2 separate regions of the Mus musculus genome follow, and region 2 is linked to region 1. The links are chromatin loops, found by intact Hi-C in ENCODE. Cell type or tissue: heart. All regions are shown on one strand. Links, peaks and the distances in the headings refer to the core of each region. The heading gives the core; the rest is flanking DNA.

The links. A loop is a pair of places that touch in the nucleus more often than their neighbours do. Peaks named below come from ENCODE experiments on the same cell type or tissue, not always from the same donor. Only the 100,000 strongest peaks of a DNase experiment are listed, where the experiment ranks them.
Region 2: it touches region 1 in a loop (2.4-fold over the local background); 4 of 42 quality-filtered maps call a loop at or near these places.

Annotation. Positions count from the first base shown.
Region 1 is chr5:30,224,997-30,235,932 of GRCm38, forward strand. Selenoi (selenoprotein I) reads left to right here and starts at 7,585. Exons shown (of 10, transcript NM_027652.3): 1 at 7,585-7,819. The coding sequence starts at 7,763. In heart, for the core only: CTCF peaks have their summits at 6,108 (motif pointing right) and 7,637; a DNase peak (open chromatin) is centred at 7,525; H3K4me3 peaks cover 2,870 bases; H3K27ac peaks cover 1,921 bases.
Region 2 is chr5:30,148,657-30,159,592 of GRCm38, forward strand. Hadha (hydroxyacyl-CoA dehydrogenase trifunctional multienzyme complex subunit alpha) reads right to left here and starts at 6,324. Exons shown (of 20, transcript NM_178878.3): 1 at 6,226-6,324. The coding sequence starts at 6,292. It overlaps Hadhb (hydroxyacyl-CoA dehydrogenase trifunctional multienzyme complex subunit beta), which reads left to right and starts at 6,597. Exons shown (of 16, transcript NM_145558.2): 1 at 6,597-6,683. In heart, for the core only: CTCF peaks have their summits at 4,188 (motif pointing right), 6,364 and 7,177; DNase peaks (open chromatin) are centred at 6,345 and 6,585; H3K4me3 peaks cover 2,734 bases; H3K27ac peaks cover 2,023 bases.

The DNA of each region.
Region 1 (10,936 bases), core at 1,716-9,715:
TGAATCACATGTGAGGCTTTTTCTCCGGTTAACGGAGAAGCAAACATGATGCCAGAACATGTGTCAATGGACACATGGAGATATTGAAGTTTTCCAAAGGAAGAAACATGTGTAACATCCATTTGCCAGACCTGTAGAGGTCGAATACCGCGTGGGTTAATTCCCACATGAGGAACTGGCAAGAACTCACAGCAGCTTTGACATTGAGTAACAATGTCACGGGCTTCTTTTCTTGTCAAGGAGAAACGACTGCGTAATGTTTCAGCCGTCACATGAAAATTGTTATGAAAATTTCTTGCAGCCTCTACCGGGGATGATAGGGCAGCAGCCACCACTTTAGTGGCCTTATCTGCCAAATCATTTCCCAGAGCCATGGGGCCAGGTAGGCCTGAATGGGCTCTAACATGAGTAATATAAACAGGAAATCTTCTAGATAACAAAACTAATTGTATCTGCTGAAAAATATTGGCAACTCTACTGGAAGGCTTAATCACTCCAGCCACTTCTAAAAGATTTACTGCATTAACCACATAACAGGAATCTGACACAATATTAAGGGGTTCTAAAAAGGTTTTTAAAACTTCTAAAACCACTAAACATTCTACCACTTGAGGTGAATTTTCATTATATTGTTTGGATACCACTTTACCATTAGCCACATAGGCACCTATGCCAGTTTTTGATCCATCAGTATATACCACAATCCCATTTTTAAGTGGGTTTCTTACTGTTATTTGTGGAAACACAACAGATTGATTTTGGGCAAACTGTAAAATTGGATGTTTTGGATAATGGTTATCTATTTGTCCTGAAAAGGAGGTAACTAAAACTGCCCAATCATTAGATGTGGCTGCCAAGGTTTGAACCTGTGCAGCGGTATAAGGTACAATTAAAAGATATGGACTTCGCCCAAAGTGGGTGATTGCTGCTTTTAGGCCTTTAAGGGCAAGCTGTGCAATTGCATCAGGATACCAATCTATTATTTTAGCTGGGGATACGTTTGGATGGATCCACAACAATGGCCCATTCTGCCACAAAACTGCGGTTGGCAATTGTGCTGTCTTAAAGACACACAAACTGAAAGGCTGCGAATCCTCAATACGTTGTAATTGTGCATTCTGTAAGGCATTTTCCACTTTTTGTAAGGCCTGGTTAGCAGCTAGAGTAAGAGCCCTAGGGGAGGAGATATGAGGATCTCCTTCTAAAATACCAAACAAAGGCCTTAACTCAGCGGAAGGAATCTTTAAAAAAGGTCTGAGCCAATTAATATCTCCCAACAGCTTTTGAAAATCATTTAAGGTATGGAGGTGATCTCTTCTTATCTCTACCTTTTGGGGCACAATCTTATCTGGGGACACCACAGAGCCCAAGAATTGTCCTGTATCAGAAATTTGGACTTTTTCTGTGGCTATCTGTAAACCCCACTGACTTAAAGTTTTAAGTAGAAAAGGATATGCCTTTTGTAGCATGGTAAGGTTTTTATGGCACAGGAGGATGTCATCCATGTAAAGGAGCAAAATTAAAGAGGGGAATTGTTCCCTCACTGGCAAAAGAGCTTCTTGCACATAAAGTTGGTACATTGTAGGACTATTGGACATTCCCTGTGGTAAGACCTTCCATTGATACCTCTTATCAGGTTCCATGTGATTAATAGAGGGGATGGTAAAGGCAAATCTGGGCCTATCCCTTGGACACAAAGGTATAGAAAAGAAACAATCTTTAATATCTATAATAATTAAATTCCAGCCACGTGGTAAGGCGGAAAGTACAGGGAGACCCCTCTGTACCGGGCCAAATAAGTTCATTTGCTCATTAATGGCTCTGAGGTCATGGAGCAGTCTCTACTTTCCTGACTTTTTCTTAATTACAAAAATTGGAGTATTCCAAGGTGAGGTAGAGGGTTCAATATGGCCTAGTTTTAATTGTTCCTCTACCAGTTGAATCACAGCTTCCAGTTTTTCAGAGGATAGGGGCCATTGAGGAACCCACACTGGATCCCCTGTTTTCCATGGTATGGGTCGTGCTGCCCCAATGGCCCCTAAGGAAAACCCAGACCCTGTCTGTCTTGGTTTCCATTAGGTGAGATGGGCTCTATCCTTCCCTGTTCTTGATGTCCTAACCCTTTTCCTTCTTTATAACCCATCTTTGCCATGATATTTTTTGCTTTAGCTGAATACCCTCTCGATGGGGCGTTTTCATTGGACAAAATAAGGCCCAAATGCTGCATAATATCCCTTCCCCAGAGGTTAACCGGGAGTGGGAGCACATAAGGTATGAATTTCCCTTGCTGCCCTTCAGAGGATTCCCACGTCAAGGCAATGGAGCTTATAGTGGGACATGATTGATAACCTAGGCCCTGTAATGAATGAGATGACTCTGTGGTGGGCCATGCTTTGGGCCACCAATGTGTAGAAATTATACTTTTATCTGCTCCGGTATCAAGGATGCCTTCAAACTCTTTTCCGTTGATCTTAAGGCGGAGCTTAGGTCTATCATTCAAAGATACAACCAAATAGGCAGAATCATTTCCCGAGGAGCCCATTTTCTTTATCTCAGGTCCTGCAAATTTCTCCCTGGTATTATCAGGGAGGAGCAGCAGCTGAGCTATCCTATCTCCTTTACTAATAGAAAAAACGCCCTTAGGGCTTGAGCACAGGACCTGTATTTCAGGGGAATGTTGACAATCCATAACTCCAGGGTGGACTACTAAGCCCTGCAAGGTGAGTGAACCCCGGCCGAGAATAAGGCCCATGGTTCCCGGGGGCAAGGATGGTATAGGCTCCACTGGCACCGGCTGAATACTCATTTGAAGCATTAATAGGAAGTCGGAGGCGGCACGCAGGTCCACCCTTGTGGGTCTTCCTGGGTCGCCTCTCTGACTGCTTCCTGGGTCCTGACAAACCGGTTCCCATATCTTTGAGGGCCCTGGGACCGAGCGCCCGATGACCCGTTTTTTGGCACATAAGCTGATTGATTATCAGGTGGGGGAAGGATTCTGCCCTTTATATCCCTCACAGAGCGACACTGGTCGGCTCTATGATAACCCTTGCCACACTTAGAGCAAAGAGTGAGAGTCCCTCCCTGTTTATCTGGAGCTCTGCAATCTTTCTTAAGATGCCCAGGCTTTCCGCAGTTAAAACATGTCCTCTGATCATTTCTGCCCATGGAGCGGTTTTGGGATTGAAGGATGGCGGCCGCTAAGCCTGCATTGGTGAGAGGTCCCCCAAGCTCCCGACAAACCCTGAGCCAGTCTTGTAAGCCTTTGTTCTTTCTTGGGGCTATGGCCGCTCGGCACTCCTTTGTGGCTTGCTCATAAATGAGCTGTTCTACCAGAGGTGCGGCTTGCTCTGAATCTCCAAAAATACGCTCTGCTGCCTCTGTCATTCTGGCTACAAAATCTGAGAAGGACTCCTGAGGTCCCTGGACGATCTTTGTTAGTTGTCCAGTGGCTTCACCTGCTCGGGAGAGCGCCTTCCAGGCCCTAATAGCCGTGGAGGAAATTTGGGCATAAGCTCCCCAATGGTAGTTTGTTTGATCAGCAGAATAAGCTCCCTGACCCGTTAACAAGTCAAAAGTCCAATCTCTCTGCTCTGGAGTCAAAGCAGCTGCGTTTGCTCGGGCCTGCGCTTGTGCAGCCTCTTGCCATAGAGCTCTCCATTCCATATATTTGCCCATACTAGGGAGAGCGGCTTTTACAATCGTTTGCCAGTCGGCAGGAGTTAGTGCCATGTCGGCAAGCCTGTCTAACTGCACCAAGGTAAAATTAGCATTGGTTCCATATTTACGGACCGACTCGGCAAGCTCTTTAATCTGCACATATTCTACCGGAGCGTGGACACGCCCACCCTCGGCTCCTTCAAAGACCGGAAATGGCTGTTGTATTTTCCTTTGTTCCTCTCTGGGAATGAATGAGTCTGCGCATTGCCTCTCTGCGCAGGGCTGACGCACTACGCAGGGCGGGGGCTCCGCATAGGGCGGAAGTGCACCTTGAAGCCGACTGCCCGGAGGCCAAGCAGCAAACTGGCCTTCGCCAGCCGCTTTTGGCTTTTTCCTTAACTGATTAGCTAGCACTTTATCTGGCTGGTACCCTTTTCTCTCATAATGAGCTGCTTCCTCCTCCAAGTCTGTTTCTTCAGAGGAGAATTCTTCATCTGCTTCAGAGCTACTAAGAGCTGGCTCCTTGAGCTCATCTAGTGATGAGTATAGGCTCCTTCTCCTAGAGACCTCCGCTAATTGATCTTTTTTTTTTTCTTTTTTCTTTTCCTTCCTTCTAATCTCTCCCCAGGTATTCTTACCTGACCTAAACTTTTCCTCGGGTTCAAGACCCTTGGAAAGGCCTGTATACTTATTTTGTGAACCATATTTCCTCTTTGCTCCTACTCTCTCTCCCCGCTTTACTTCTGATAGATTGCCCTGAATTTCATCCAGAATTTTTAGCCCTACCTTAATCACTTGATAACATGTGAAAAAGAACAAAAAGGCTCCTAACACTAGAAAAAGTTCAAGGCCAAACATACCTTGTAAAGCTATTTCCCACTTTACTTCTGATAGACTGTCTTGAATTTCGTTAGAAAGTTTAAGACCAGACTTACCTTGTAAAGCTGTACTCACTGGTACCCCTGTTCCCCAGCTGAAGAGTTCTGAATTCATGCAGTTGAATCCTTCTCAACAGTCTGTTTTATGGGAACACTTCATTACCATGACCCGCAGTTCTGGTTCTGGAATGAGGGATCTTCCTTGCGCCGGTGATGGTTAACTCCCGTCCCGAGTTTTCTTGTCCTGGGTTTTTTCGTCCTGGGTTCTTTCTTCCCGGATTTCGGCACCAACTCTTACACGCGTTCACGCGACCGGCCAGGAAGAACGCAACAAACCAGAATCTTCTGCGGTAAAAACTTTATTATTTACATCTTCAGGAGCAAGAGTGCAAGAGCCCCCCAAAAGCAAAAACGAAACCCCGTCCCTCTTAAGGAGAGTTATCCTTCGCCTAGGACGTATCACTCCCTGATTGGCTGCAGCCCATGGCCGAGTTGTCGTCACGGGGAAGGCAGAGCACATGGGGTGGAGAACTACCCTTGGCACATGCGCAGATTATTTGTTTACCACTTAGAACACAGCTGTCAGCGCCATCTTGTAACGGCGAATGTGGGGGCGGCTTCCCACAAGAGACCTTAAGGTCTGGCAAGATGGCTTAAAGGGTAAAGGCACTTTGGTGCCAAGCCTGATAACATAAGTTAGATTCCCCACAACTCACAAGTTGGGAGGAGAAAATCAACTGTGGAAAACTGTCTTCTGATCCATCCATGCTCACTCTCCCCCACAAATACATGTTATTAATTAAAAAAAAAAACTGGGGCAAAGTGAAATTGAATTGTTGAAGATCCCTCAGATAACAAGTATAAGATGACAAAGGCCAGACAAAGTTCTGTATTATTTCTGTTTAAGATCTCAGGATTTATAATTGATTCTAAGTTTTAACAACCATCCACACAGGAGAGGCAGTGAACCGCAACTACTCGCTGTCACAAAATTTAAAGCTGTGGGGCTGGAGAGATGGCTCAGTAGTTAAGAGTGCTGACTGCTATGCAGAGAGGACCAGGGTTCCTCCTGAGCACCCACGTCCTGAAGCTCACAACCGCCTCTAACTCCAGCTCCAGGGACACGAGATGGCCCCGGTCTCCTCAGGCACCTATACTTACGTGCACATACTCACACACATAATTAAAGGTAACAAGAGTCCTTTAAAACATTCAAAATTGTTCTTTAAAAAAATATTTCCTAGATTGCCTTTGGGGCAGGAGGATCATGAGTTTAAGTCAACATTGGCTACAGTGATTCTTCTTACACCTCAGCTCTCCAGAAAGCTGGGATTGTAGGGGTCCACAGCCACACTCAGCTCTGGTAGGGTGGTAATGGGGAAGGGACTGGTAAGGGTGGGTGGGACTGGGAAGAGAGGAGGGAGGGGGGTTGTGAGCCGATGTAAAGTGGATAATAAATGTGTAGCTCATGTACTGTTATTAGTTTGCAGTTGTGTAAGTTTTTAAAAAATTACTTTTTATTTTACACGTATGGGTGTGTGTTTGCCTGCATCCTGTGCATGCAGTGTCCTTGAAGGCCACAGGAGGGCATCAGATTCGCTGGAACTGGAGCTACAGATGGGTGTGAGCCACCTCTGGGAGTTGAACTCAGGATCTCCAGAAGAGCAGTCATTACTCTTAACGGCTGAGCCATCTCTCCAGCCCTATCCTGTCACTTTTAAATGTTTTTCCACAAGTAGTTAAAGTATTTTAAGTATGGTTTGTATTTCAGATGGAATGGTGCAAGGCTCATATTAAAAAAAAATTGATGACAAGATTCTTTTTGTCATATTTATATTGACTAGAAAAACTACATAGCAAAGATTTTATGTTGGTTTAATGGACACTTTATATGCATCATCTCATTAAGAACTGTACATTTTAGAGGTGGGTGTGGTGGCTCACACTTGATATTGATAATATTGTCATGAATCTGAGGTTAGTCTGGGCTGAATAGTGAGTTCCAGGCTAGCTAGGAGCTGGTATGGGATCCTGTCTCAAAAAAGCCGGAAACTGTGCTTAGCATATCTTAGGTCCTGACAGCAATTTGTTAAGTGAATGACTCCAAGGAACTTAAGTGGAGATTTCAAATTAATTGCCCTCATTCCAGGGAACAAGGGAACTATTAGACTCACTGATAATCTGTTTCTAATAGGGCTATATTTCTAATTGGGCTAACCATTTCCAACCAAATAAGTGCTTCTGGATAGGCATTGTAATTTGAATTTCTTGCTGGTACTGGAGAATACACAACTCCGGACTGTGTGCTAAGGGAAATGGGGCAAATGCCTCTCATCTCAAAGTTAATGGGTTGGCGATGATGTATGCAAAATTCTCTGCACGTAAGGCACGCAATAAAAAGTAGCAATTATTAAACATTTCCTATTATTAGACACATATTAACCACTGGTGACGTGTTCTTTCTACAATGCACTGGGCCCTAGTTGTAAAATCACTCCTTGTAAACACAGGGCCCCGTCGAGATTGAGAGATCAATGGTTTTATGGGGGAATCGAGGAGACTTAAGCAATTGGAATTCGCACCGGCTGAACCAGTGGAATTTGACGAGGCAGTCCAAGGTTCACAAGCATCATGGATCAGAAGGGACTGATTTTCAAGTCCCTTTGGATTACTCGATGTTTCCCGTTCGCCCGACATCATCATTTCAGGATCCCGAAGCTCCAGGCGCTCACAGCCCGCTGTGGCACACACCTGCCTCCGCCCTTCCCCTCGAACGCCCCCGTACACACTCACCCGGGCCACAAGATTATGCGAGCATCCCACACAATCACTCGGGGTTCCTATAGCAGAGACAAGAGCAAAGGCTGCTGGGAAGTTGACCTTTCACTCCTCCTCTTACTTCAGTTCACCTATTTTGACTCTGGCAAATGAAGCGACGAAGACGGTAGGAGGGGCGGGACTTGGCGATGGCCATCCCGTGCCGATTGGATTGAGGCGGTGCTGGGGGCGGGCCGTGTAAGGGGCGGTGTCCCTACCCGCGGGAGCCGCGGGGCTGCGCTTGCGCACTGGGTGCGCTACGCGTGCGCGGTGGGCGGAGCGCGCCTCTACCTTCTTTACCAGCCCAGGCTTTCCTAGCTCTGCACAACGCCGTGTGCTGCTCCTGTTTCATTGCCCTGTCGCGCAGTGTCGCTGCCGCTGCGGAGTGGGCGTTCAGTTTTCGGGTCGTCATGGCTGGCTACGAATACGTGAGCCCAGAGCAGCTGTCGGGCTTTGACAAGTACAAGGTAGAGAAGGCGAGCAGGCGGTCGCCCATCTCCCCCGCGCCCGGGCCGCGCCCTGGCCGGCGAGGGGCCGGCGCGGTCCGTGTCACCTTGCGCCTGCCGCGTGGCGCGCCGGCGGGCGTTGTTGAAGGGGATTCTGGGGGCGGGAGGTCGCGGTCGGGAAGCTTGGGAGCATCCTAGGCCGGCCGCCCGGTCTTGGCACCCCGCGGGAGACTGCCTTTTCCTTAGAGAGTGGGGTGAAGAAATTCCTTTCTCTCCTTTTCCTTATTAATTGTCACTGCGGCGGGTTTTCAGCCTTTCCCAGAGAGGGTGTTGTTCCCTTCTTTTGGTCGTCGTTTGAATGAGCTTCTCACATGCCTCTCAGTGCTTACAACTTCAGAGATCTGGATGGTCTTTTAGCGGATGCTAAGGGAGGGAAGTGACTTTTTCAGGCCTTAATGCAGATGCACTCCACCCTACCCCTGGAAAAGGGCTTTCACTGAGGCTCGTAGCGCTGGCACTGCAGGTTAAGACGTTGTGCACTAGAAGAAACTGTATAGTGCAAAGAGCGCGCGGGCTTTGGAGTACATAGAAACGCGATGCCAAAGTCAAGTTTCTTCTTTTGGCTTTGGACGAGTCGTTGAAACCCTACTCAGCCTCTCTTTTAGGCTCTTTAGCCTAAGTGTGAGTTTCTCTTGTGCTTAGTATATTGGAAAGGGTTGAAAAGAGTCTGGCACGGCATGAACCCCCAAGAAATGCTGGTGGTTCCAGCATTCTGGGGTTGCAAAATACAGATTTAGTAGTCCCCCCAGGGAACTACTGGCCATCCAGGTGTCTTAATGTGAAATAATGAGGTTTGGTGTTTCATCTTTGGTAAGCCTTTCTTGAGGGCAATCTGTTCCTTTATGAAATTAGTGTGTGCCGAATAGAATGTCCAAATGATGAGGCTAGTCCTGTGGGTAGTAGTCATCCAGGAAACATTTGTGCAATGAATTAATATTTTGGGGGGAAAAATCTTCATTTTGTTTAACTGAAATAGAAAAAAAAAAACCCAGGGGCTTTAGAAGGCCCTAGGATATTCTTCTTTGAAGCAGTGTTGGACCATACTATTCTGAATTAAGGTGGTGACTTACCTTAAAACTGTAACTGGGAAGGAAGAAATTGCAGAGCTTTCTTAGTGGCTTGGGTCAGAAGGCTGTTAACCCAGATACCTCCTGTGTGTGTTTGCATCACCCTCTTGGTTATCTGTGCTGCACTGCAAAGATTGGCAGCCAAAATATTTTCTTCGAAAATGAGTCTTGACTTTTAGAGCAAGTTTTTATAAAGTGGCAGCTTTATTCAGTGAGCCTAGTTTTCCTCACCGTCTTCTCTAGGTTTATAGTCCCAGCTAGATAAAAGTCTTATTTTATCGGACATCTCGGTGTGGTTTTCTGTGGCTGTCCCTTCCTTATCTGACTCAGCTCCTGTGTTTGACAACCGGTTTCCTATCGTTCTGGAAAACAAAGGTCAGTTTTGCAATCGTCCCAGCAGTCACTAAAATGTTGATGTTATTCTAGTTACAGTGAGGCTTTTTTTGGAGGCGGGATCCAAAATCAATCACAAATGTATAACCTTAAATTCTAGTAGAAGGCTCTCTGCTGGATGCCATACCACATTCATTTTAAAAGAATGAAACAGAGGCATCCAAAGGGAAAGAAAAATCTGTGTGGTCAGTTTTGTTGGCACGTGAAATTGCACACAGAGATCCTTTCTTTCTCATTGCCTTCTCATTGTGTGGTCTTCAGAGAGTACATGCTTTATAACGGATTAAGACACCACCCCCAAGCATGCAATCAAAATACTTAAAGAGGTTTTAATCGGGTGTGACCTTTTATAACAGAGCAAAAAAATACAGAGAAAAGAAATGACACTCCTATACCAGCTGGTGGAAAAAATTACTTTTGAACCAGTTTAATTTTTCTATCTTTCCTAGAGGTACATTTGAGAGCTACACGTGGAAACCTGGCACTTGCATATAGTAGCTGCTGAGAGGGGTGCACACAGAGAGGTAATTAGGTTTCTGTAGTAAGAAAGAGGTGATTTCCAGTACAGAAGAAAGCCTGGGGTGGATTCAGTTTTATATACTCTCAATACGTACGTCTTCTGGTGAAGTGTCTAACACAGTCCTATTCAGTAGTTAGTTTAATAATTGCTGGTGGTGTGTTAGGACAGGAGCTCTAGGTGGGCAGGGCTGATAGCTGTCTCGTTCAACATGATCAGTGTCTCCACAGTATCTTGAGCTGAAGAGATGCCCAGAAAATACTGAAGGAATGAAGATGGAAAGGAATAGAAGGCATTTTAATTAAGTCTGGTAGTAGGAGCTCTGTGCAGGGGTGCTGGAAGGCTTCTTTTGAATTTTCACTTTGAATATGATGAGCTAATTTAGAAGTACAGTTGTTCTGCTCCATTGCTTAATAAGGAGCTCAGACAGTTATGTTGAAGTATTCCAATTTGTAAGGTTCATCGTTCCTCGCTGTTTTCCATTTTCCTCTTGTTCGTAATGGACCGATACATACTGCTGAAAGACTCCATGCTTTAATGGTTTTTGTTTTTGTTTGTTTTTTCGAGACAGTTTTTTCTCTGTATAGCCCTGGCTGTCCTGGATCTCACTCTGTAGACCAGGCTGGCCTCGAACTCAGAAATCCGCCTGTCTCTGCCTCCTAAGTGCTGGGATTAAAGGCGTGGGCCACCACCGCCCAGCCCATGCTTTAATGGTTTAAACTGTTGTGGTTTGCTTAGTCGGACTGAGGGCACAGTTTTAATTTACAGTGTTGCAGCTAGTGTCACATTGTATCCTTTTGCTTTAGAGGGGAAAGAGTTAAGCACTTTGTTTAGTTTCAAGAGTAGAATTTCAGGAACTGGTTTCTGCTGTTGGGTAGTTAGTGAATGTAGATGATGACAACAACCTGATACAGGGAGTGTAGCTATTGTGGACTTACTACTGTTCCAGTTGAGCTTTAAAGAGTGATTGTATTTGCATCATGATAGCAATGCCAGAGGACCAGAATCCAAACTGGCCTTCGGTCTCACTGGGTCAAACTGTGTAATTTTATTTATTTAGCAAGCATTTATGGAAGATCTTATCAGGCACAGCACTGGGGT
Region 2 (10,936 bases), core at 1,625-9,624, 76 kb before region 1:
CTGACCTCTAAAACTGCACTGGGGAGGCAGAAGCAAGTGGATCTCTGTGATTTCCAGGCCAGCAAGCGAAAGCATGTCTCCAGCACCCACACTGGCAGAAAGGCTCATAGTGGCCCAGCTCCAGAGAATCTGATGCCCTCTTCTGACCTCCATGGGCACCCACACACGTGGCATACACTGATATGCATACATAAATAAAAATAAATAGATAAATTTTTAAAAACAAACAAAAGAAGCCACCAGGCATGGTAGTGCATACACTGCATCCCAGCACTAAGGAGGCAGAGGCAGGAGGATGTCTGTGAGTCTGATGCCAGCCTACTTCACACAGTGAGTTCCAGGTCACCCATAGCTATATAGTGAGACCTTGTTTCAAACAAACCAAACCAAACCAAACCAAACCAAACCAAACCAAACCAAACCAAACCTAACCAAACCGTGAAAACAGAAGGCAAGCACTGTCTATAAAGGAAACACTCTATGTCACACTTTGCTGGTTTAAGCACATCTAACTGAAACTGCTTTCCACCAGTAACGTTCCCAATCTCTGCCTAACAAACTCCACTCTGTTCTCTGCTGCTTACTAGTTGATCCTTATCATCTAACTTGTTTAGTTCTTCAGAGGGACCACAAAGAGATCCCATCATATGGCCTTAGCCATTTTGGTTCTAATTATTACTTTGCTCACTGGATGCCTTTGGCAAGCAGCCCCAACACTACAGGAAAAGCAGCCATTAAGACAGTAGCCGGACTCACAAGATGGTCCACATGCTATCATTCCTTAGCATTTGGGAGGCAATGAGACTCAAAAGATCATAGGTTCAGAGCCCGGGCAATCTGTTTTTTGTTATTGTTGTTTTGGTTTGGTCTTTATTTGAGATAGGGTTTCACCGTGTAGCCCAGGCTAGGTTGGAAATAAACACACACACATACACACACAGCCCAGTATGACCTTGAATTCTTGGTTTCATGATTTTCCTACCTTAACCTCCCAACTGCTAAGAGTTTTGTTTGGCCACTATAAAGTCTTAGCTGGTCTAGAAGAACTTGTTATGTAGATGAGGCTGGCCTTGAACTCAAAGCTATTCATCTGTCTGCCGTGATTAAGAGAGTACCTATCAAGGCTTAGTGCTGAGGGTTACTAAACCCAAAGATATAAGCTAGAGAAGTGCTCTACCACTGAGTTACATCTAGTCCCTAAGACTATCTCCTAACTGACACTAGGTATTTTATTTCAAAATAATTTTTGAGGAAGGCCAGCTGTATTGGTTGGCTGTGAATAACTCTGTCTGGCTTAGTATATAATTCCCATACTCCCTCCTCAGAGTATGGGAAATCTACTGTTTTGCTGCTAAGGATTATCCTGTCCAGAGTTCTAATTAACTGCACTTTGGGGAATCTTAGACCTGCCTTTCTCATGTCAGTCACATCAGTGTCATGACCCCTCCCACACGCAGCAGTCAGTTCTAATTCAGGACTGGGCTTTTCTCTAACAGTGACGAGGACTGGATCCTCTGCGTGCAAGCACACAAGAGTGGCCCAGTGCAGGGTCTTTCCAGCTAGATTCTAGGTAGAAGACAGGGAATCTAAGGGGAATTTTGGACAAACATTAAATTTGTTTGAGGCGTTGTTCTATAGCCCCTCCATCCTAAAGGCTTGTGTCTACCCTGCTCTAAGCAAGCTTTAGGTGATAAGCAGGTTGTTCTGGAGTAGCTCTGAGGCAACATCCCCTAAATGCAGCTTTTAGGGTTCTTCAGAACACCCTCTTTTTCTCCTTCATCTATACTCATGTTCACCTCAAACCGCCTGTCTATGCTCCTCTCTAATTCTTCACTCCCTTCTCCTGATCACTGAGTCCTAAATTTGCCTGACTATTCTAGGAAAGTTGTCCCTTTCCTTAGTTCCAGAAAAAAAAAAAAAAAAAGACAAATGTCACTTTCTTGATTAAGAGTTACACATGCAAACATCTGTACTCAGAAATGGCAGATGCCTTAAAGCATTGGTTCTCAACCTGGGTGTCTTGACCCCTTTGGGATCACATATCAGATGTGCTGTATGTATATCAGCAGGTATTTACATTATGATTCCCAACAATAGCAAAATTAGTTATGAAGTAGCAATGAAATAATTTTATAGTTGGGGGTCACCACAACATATAAAACTGTGTTAAAGAAGGTTGAGAACCACTGCCCTAAAAATAGTATCAACTAACTAATTACTTATTTCTTAATACTAAAACTTCAGTTCTTGGGGCTGGAGAGACTGCTCAACCATTAAGAGTACTGACTGCTCTTCCAGAGGTCATGAGTTCAATTCCTAGAACCACATGGTGGCTCACAACCATCTGTAAAGGGATCTGATGCTCTCTTCTGGTGTGTCTGTAAACATCTACAGTGTACTCACACACACACACACACACACACACACACACACATGCACATATATACATGAATGTATGTATGTATATACATATCTATAAAAATAAAATAAATAAATCTTAAAAAAAAAAAAAACCTTTCAGTTCTGATCATCAACAAAATGTGCAGGGCCCCCTTTCTTGGTGGAGCTTGCATCCCAGGGCTGCTCCAGGGCATGTGCTGAGGACATGGCACTGAATCAGCTCCTGTTCGGGGGACACAGGTGAATATTTGAAAATAGCTCAGTGTAGACTGTTTGCCCACCACACACACGGACCTAGGTTCAATACCCAGTTCTGAAAATTCAATTGTAAAGTACAAAGTCTAGTGGGAAAGCAGCATGGGATGGGGAATCTACCTAGGAAAGAGTAAAGTATCCCGAAGTAGGAATGGACTGACTGCTAGAGTCCAAGTAGGAAGGGGTGAGGTACAAAGACAGACAGAAGCCTAGCAAAGTAAGTATGTAAGTGATAGAATACAAATGCTGAAACAAATAACAAACCAACCAAACCAACCAACCCACCTAACCAAACAAACAAACAACAAAAAAACAACCTTCAAAAGCAACATGGTTGCAACTTTTTTCCAGGTGAGGTACTCTTAGCCAGCCCAGGCTAGCTAGAACTTGTAATCTTCCTGTCTTAATGGAATGCCCAATTCACAAGTATTTGTATTCCTCAGGGCAGAGTTATTATCTTAAAAATCAAATATTTGTTCTTTAAAGGTTGAAGATGCAAAGTGGGGTGTGGACACACACCTCTGAGGGCAGAGGGAGGCAGACCCCTAGGAGTTCCAGGCTAGCCAGATCTATTGAGATCTTGTCTCAATAAGCAAGCAAACAAATAATAGTAATAAAAAAAGAGCTGGTGCTCATTAGCCTATTGTTAAGCCATTTTAATTCCAGCCGACTAACTTCTCTTTGTGGTAAACACACTCCCACACACTTACACAAAACATACTCTAAACCAACAGAGACAAAAAGCAAAGAGAAAGAGCAGTAAATGAACAAACATTTAAAAAAAATCTTAACGACTATCAATTTAATCAAGCCAAAGTACAAGGTAACTGCTTCTGGAATCCAGCCTTACCCTAACAACAAAGCTTACTATACAGACGCGGTGTGAACTTTAGCCTACATTTTCAGTGCCAGCAAATGCAAAACCTTTGCCCTACTTTCTAATCATCTTCATGTGTAACTCAAGAAAATATCTACAAGGTCATATACAACTATAGTCAGTGGGAAGGGTTGGATTGTGCTGCACAACTTTGAAAACTGGAAACGTTACTTTAGTTTATAGAAATTTATAGCTTTTTCAAAATTCAACCCTGGGACAAGAAGTGAGAGTCAGATTTAAAAATAACTACTAATTGCCGTTCACTTCTTGTAAAATTGTTTTACCACTTACATACTTAGGAATTAGGAAAAGTAGGAATTAAATGGATATTAAGATCAACTTATGACTTTTTTGATAGTCATGTTAGAATAACAGTATTGTACAAGATCTCTTTCACAGTAAGTGCCATAGTTCATTAAGCATTTGGCAATGCCTCCACACACTCTCAGGGTCAAGGACAGACCTGCTGAGTCTAGACTCTAAATAGTAAATCAGGTGTACAGCTAATTTTAAATAGACTTTCCTGCATATTTTTTCAAAGTGCATAAGCTGGTATTAAAATAATCTGTAGCTATAATAGACTACATTTTCTTTTCTTTTTTTTTTTTTCTTTAAAGATTTATTTATTATACGTAAGTACACTGTAGCTGTCTTCAGACACTCCAGAAGAGGGCATCAGATCTCATTACGAGTGGTTGTGAGCCACCATGTGGTTGCTGGGATTTGAACTCAGGACCTTGGGAAGAGCAGTCAGCGCTCTTAACCTCTCTCCAGCTCTAGACTACATTTTCTTAATGAAAAAAAAAATACAACTTATATATTTAGATATGTTTCTATGTAGAAGTATAGGAAAATTTAGCTGTTAGCTTTTTATTACCTATGTAAAATGGATAGATTACAAGTTCTCAGCTATATATAGTCATTGCTTCTAAGGGATAAAAAACTAATAACATTTATTGAGAATGTATGCCTATGTGTTATACCTAATATAACTTCTTTAGATTTAACATGATTGACTCCATTTTACCAATGATAAAGATACTGAAATTAATTCCCAAGGTCACTAGAAGGTAAACTGTAGATTCAAGCCAGATGACAGAGTCCGTATTTAATGCTTTTAATTGCTCCATCATACTACTTCTCCTGTCAAAGAAAAAAAATCACTCTCATTCATTTCACAGATGGGAAAAGAAAGCCCATTTAGATGAAAGGGCAAAGTCAACAGCTAGCTAGTGACAAGAGAACATGTGACCCAATCACCACTCCAGTGCTAACCTGGCTGCCAATTCATGAAAGTACCTTACATCAAATACAGGACCATAGGTGCCTTTTTTCCCCTAAAACTGTTATAAATGTGGAAAAGGAAACACAACCAAGTGCAAACAGGAGACATAGAGATCGATGGATCTTTCTTTCTTTCTTTTTTGGTTTTTCCGAGACAGGGTTTCTCTGTATAGCCCTGGCTGTCCTGGAACTCACTCTGTAGACCAGGCTGGCCCTGAACTTAGAAATCCACCTGCCTCTGCCTCCCAAGTGCTGGGATTAAAGGCGTGTGCCACCATGCCCGGCTCTTTTCTTTTTTTTAAAAGACAGGGTCTCACTGTGTAGCCCTGACTGGCCTGGAACTATGTAGACCAGACAGGAACACAAAGACCCACCTAATATTAAAGGTGAATTAGCACCCAGTCCACTTCACTTTTTTTTTTTTTTTAATTTTTTTTTTTTTTTTTTTTGGTGGGTAGCAATTTTGGCTATTTACACATAATCGATCTATGGAGGTTTTTAAAAAAGTAGAAAAAGATTCAATCAATTAAATGCCAGGGGAGGGTAAGAGAAGTAAATTCTACACGCATCCCTTTTTTTTTGTGAGGAAAATTAAAGTGAATTCACGTTACAAACTAAAGTCTGGGAAGTAACTAGTATCAAGTATGATACACAATGAAGTTACATTTGCCCTTACAGATTTGGGATGTCTGGGAAAAGGCTGTTTTCTAACAACACCCCTTTAACCCTTTCACTGCCAGCTTGAAAAGGAATGCAGTTCCTGGAGCCTGACTGGGAATCGACAGAAATGAGATTAGAAATAGTTTCTAAGTGATCAAAAATTTTTTTCCTCATCAAAATTTCTTTGCCTAAGTCGGAGAACCTCCAGTTTCAACCTTCTATACATTCAAACTAAGATTACTGAAGTGGGAGAGCTGAGTTCTCTGGGGGGGAAAAATGGTTTTGACGGAAAAGATCAAGGAGTGGCATTGATCTGTAAGGCTAGTAGTCAATGTCACCGAGAAGGCTGATAGATATCTCTTATGGCGACTAACATGTAGTAGAGCCTCAAAAATGTGACAGGTCTTACTTAGTCCTCCGAACTTAGCGGTGTCAGGGCCAAGACAAACATTAAGGGAGACAAGAGGGGCGTGAGCTCAGGGCTACAGCAGAGACCTGCGCAAACTGCCAGACTAAGTGGAAAAGACTCAGGAAAGTTAGGGGAGAGCCTGACACTGCCGGAGCAGGGCGAGAGAGGGTGTGACAGTTCCTTTACAAGGACACAGGAAATAGGGTCTCGGAACAGTAGCCCCATTTCCACGGGTCCCGGGAAAGGGGTGGGAGGCAGACAGTGAGAGGCAAACGCTGCTCCCCGCCGCCCCAGTTCCTGAAGGCACTCCGAGACTCTCCCGAGCCCTCTCCAGGCTCACCTCTGGAGCGTAGGATCCTGAAGGCAGAGAAGCGACTGAGACTGCCAATCGCCCGGGACGCCACCATCTTGAGCAGAAGAGGACGAAAGCTCTTCTAGTGGGGGGCAATGGAGCCGAGGGCTTTTCTTTTCTGAGCCTGTCCGGCAGGGTGTCCTAAGTGCCGCCTTACTAAAACGCAGACTCTGAGTTGCCACCCGTCCTGTCGCCCTACCTCTTGCTCTCAACTAAGCGAGCCGAAAGGATGATTTCTCTGAAGGTGAGACTAAGGACCTCCGAGGAGAGGGCGGAGTGTCTGACTTTCTGCTCAGGCGTTCAGCGGGCAGCCCGTAAATGCCGCGGTGATGGCGGGCGGGGCGAGAGGGGGTCCTTGCGGAGCGGGAGCCGCCCCTCGGCGTGGGCGGACGTTTGTCAGTCTGGACTTGACCTTGTTGGCAGCGGCAGTTTTCGCGGACTCTAAGGTGCGGCAGCGCGCTTCTCGGTTTTCTTCTGATTTCCCCACAGGCAGGTGCCACTTTGCTCCCGACTCTTCTCGTCGATGCCCGCGGCCGCTTCCCTTTGCTGTGAGGGTCGAAGTCCCAAGAGCGGGACAGGCTGGTCCAGGCCTCCAGTGCGAACCGCCTCAGGGCGGGCGGTGGTCGCGTTCTCGCGTAGCTCGCGGCAGCGGTGTCTTCTGTCTGCATTTGTCACTTCAGGTTTACGAATGGATTGCGTGTGTGTGAAACGCTGGGCTGTGTCAGAGCGGTGTCGTTTCCCCTGTTGTTGACCTGTCTAGGCAGTCTGGCGGCTGTAGAGATTGAGAACGCGTCGTTAAGTGCGGGTCTCGGGGGTGAAAGCAGCCAAGACAGTCCTCCAGTCTGCTTGGTGATCCAGGGTTCACGGACATTTTCTAACCCAGCAAACATCTGGGCAAACCTGCCACCCCTCACTCTTTTTTCTGTGAAGTAGCCGTAGCTAGTGACTGAGACTGCGCCACAGGTGGTAGAATTAGTCTAGAACCTAAGTCTACTTTTAATTGAGAGTTCAGCTCTTCTGGGCGCCAGGGTGTGAGTTGTTTGTTTTGGTGCTGGAAAGATGAGCCCTGAAATAAACTGATTGTTTTCAAAAGAAAGTAAAGTCAGCTTCCGGTGTGTGCACCATTTTGTTTAATACGCACAAACCCCACGTTTCATTTGCACTTTCGGTGACTTGACAGGCTCAGAAAGATTATAATACCTTCTCTGTGGCAAGCCAGGATTCAAACAGAAGTGGCACTTGCTAGTTAATTGATTATTCTGCCACACAGGAAAGAAATGGCTAAAATGATTCTAGAAAGAAAGGAGCGTCCTGTTTTAAAGCTCTAGTCAAACTAAGTCTTCCACCACCAAGAACACTTTAAGCTGGTACTAAATGACCACTTCGGAGTAAATTGCAAAAAAGGAACCCTTTTCCCATACCACGCCTTCCACTACACCTATTTCATATCCTTTTTTTGTAAAGAGCCACACAGAAAATAGTTTGTTTTGTGAGCCCACCCTGTGCTCTGTTACATACTTGTTTTGTGTTGCCTGCAGCTTTTTATCATTTTTCCTAAACTAGAGATGGAACTGACAAAAACGGAACCATTCACACACATACACGTTGCAACTCTTTGAAGGTGTAAAAACCAGAGCTGGTAGAGATCTTGTTCATATGGGCCCTGGCTTCACAGTTAGCCCTTCAAAATTGGGGGGTGGGGGGTGGAGGGAGGGGGAACGACCCCAAAAAACAAGAAATCATGTGAAAGAAAAACACTTTTATTGAGGGTTTTGGGTTATATTTTGCTAATGCTTGATTTAAAGTGCCTTTTTTTTTTTTTTTTTTTTTTTTGGTTTCCTGCATTCTCGGTGAAATTATGAGATCTATCAAGTACAAAGGTTTTTTTGTTGTTGTTTGATAATTAGCACGTTAGTGCAAAGGCTTAGAGGAGAACTAAGTATATTTATATCTTCACCCACTAATAATAGAAAACACATAAATAAACCTTTCTAGATAAAAGGCAACATACCTGTATTTAGGTGTCTATTTAATTATCTCAACAACTCTAAAACTGTGTACATTTTACTAAAGGGCCAGAAACAGAAACGTTAAGCAACTTGCTTCGGGTCCTACAGCTGCAGTGAGGGAGGCTCTGATTTGCACTTGGAGTCTGTTCTTTGATGTTGTAGTAACTGTCAAGTCACCCCATCTTGCTTTTATATTCTTCACCTACCCTTCTTTCTCTTTTGTCTTCCCATGTGCCTCTGTGCTACCTAAGCCTAAACTACCCAAGTATTGACATGTTTTGAATACTTTTCTGTTAAAATTTCTGTATTTCTGAAGCTTTGTAAATGACAACAAAGGCCAGCCTTCCAATACAGTAGTATAGTTTTTTATTTGTTTTGTTTTTGTTTCGGCTTTTTTAGTCTGGGTCTCTGTATTATGTCCCTCTGGCTGTCCTAGAACTGGCTAATTCAGGCTGGTCCCACACTTATAGAGATCTGCCTGCCTCTGCCTCTTAAGTGCTTAGATTAAAGGCGTGTACCATTATGGTATGTGCTGCCTAGTGTGTATCACCTGGTGTACAGTCTTGTAGTAAGCCTTTAGTTTTTGCATTTTTATTTAATATGCATTATGGATGTCAGTATAAACATGCATATCTTGTTTTATTTTCTCCCAAACTCCTGAATATTCAAGATATATTTATGATACAGATCAACTATTTCTACTGATCTGCATTTATGTTAGTCCCAACTATAAATAGTTCTATAATGAGCATTTCAAGTATTCCTATAGAAACCAATTAGAGGAAATTTAAGATTCAGAATTCACAATCTGGAGCCAGGTCTGTAATCCTAGCACGCAGAATGATAGGCCATAGGTTCAAGGCCATCCTGGGTTAAATAGTAAGTACCAGCCTAACCAAGGCTGCCACACTTAAGCCCTGTCTAAAATAAGAAAACCCCGACTGTTTGTAGTTTGATGGGTAGCACAGGCACCTAGAGGACTAAGTAACCCAGGAAGATGATGAGTTTTAGGCCAGCCTAGGGTTCAGAGCCAGACCTTGCCTCCAAGTAACATGTAAATAGAAGTATTTAAAGATTTTTTTGTTAGTGTGGATATTTTAGTTTGATTGATTCTGGGGATCAAACTCAGGGTACATGATGGAAAAATGCCCTGCCACTGAGCTGTACTCTAAGCCCTGGGGATCTAATTGCTTATGAGAGCTACTAATTTCCTCATTTTTGCTTCTGATCTGCATATCAGGCAGGAACCTGTTAGTTGCAAATCATAGAAAATTCAAGTAGATTAGGGATTTATTAACTTCCGCACCATCAATGGGGGTGGGTTTCAGATAGAATCTGACCAGGGCTATTGTTTTTATTTTATTTTTTCATAAAACTTTTAGTACTGTCTTCTTTTACTGCCAGCTTTGTTCTTGGTAGTATTGTTAATGTTTGTGAAAGGAAAGATTCGTGTTTTAGAACTGTGGAACTCTAAACCTTGAATACTGGACTTGACTGCATCATCCCTACATCTGTACCCATGGTCAAGCCAAGGTGGTTGTAGGCCTTGGTCACGTGAACCTTTAATCTCTGCAGCAATGAACTCTGATTGGTTAAATGCTGGAGTTGGCCTGGATTCCATCCGTGTAACCCTCACTGACAACTAATAGTGGAGAAATGCGTGCCAGAGCAAAATAAGAGATTCCGGCACAGATTGTCCCCTTTGAACTTGAGACAAGCTCTTTGTGGATTATATTAACTCCTTTTTGCTTTATATGTTACAGGTAATTTTCTCTAAATTTATTTTTGTTTGTTTTTCAAGACAGGGTTTCTCTGTGTACCCCTGGCTATCCTGGAATTTACTCTGTAGACTTAGGCTGGCCTTGAACTCATAGAGATCCACCTGCCTCTGTCTACTGAGAGCTGGTGTGCGCCACCACTGCCAGGCACCTCTAAATGAATTCTTTGCTTTTGAACTCAATTTTAGTATTTTTTTGTTGTGTGTATGTTTAAAATGTTTTATTAATCAGTTCTGTTAACTCTTAGTTTATGGCTTCTAGATCCTCCTCATCTAACTAAGCTCATAAAGAGATAATCTCTGGTGTTGGTGGTAGCTTAGGTAGGTAAAGTGTTTGCTGTGCAAGCATGAGAACTGAGTCCCCAGAAGCTGGGTCTTACAGAAAGTTGGTGTGTAGCTTTTTGGGATTGTAATCCCAGCACTAGTAGAGAGAAGAGATCTAGGGATTTTTATTCAGCCAGACTAGCCAATTTATTGACAAATTCCAGGTTTCATGAGAGACCTTATCTCAAAAACTAAGGTGAAGAAGTGATTGACCTATAACCTCTACTTCCTTGTACACATATGCACACACACAGAGACAAACAAAGATGGTTTCTGATTTTTTGTTTGTTTTGAGACAGAGTCTCACTGTAGCTCTGGCTGTGTTAGAACTTACTGTGTAGATCAGGCTGACCTCAAAATCATAGAGGTCTGCCTGGCTCTGCCTCCCAGGACTGGGATTAAAGGAACGTGCTATCTTGGTCCACTCTGGTATTTTTATATTTTTTAATGTTTTAAGATTTTTATTTACATGGCATTTTTTAACTTGTAGTATGAACTATGAATCTTATTTTTCCAAGTGGTTAGTAATTTCCCAGCAAATTTATTGGTCAAGCCATCGTTTCTTCATTTACTTTAAATTCTGTACTTA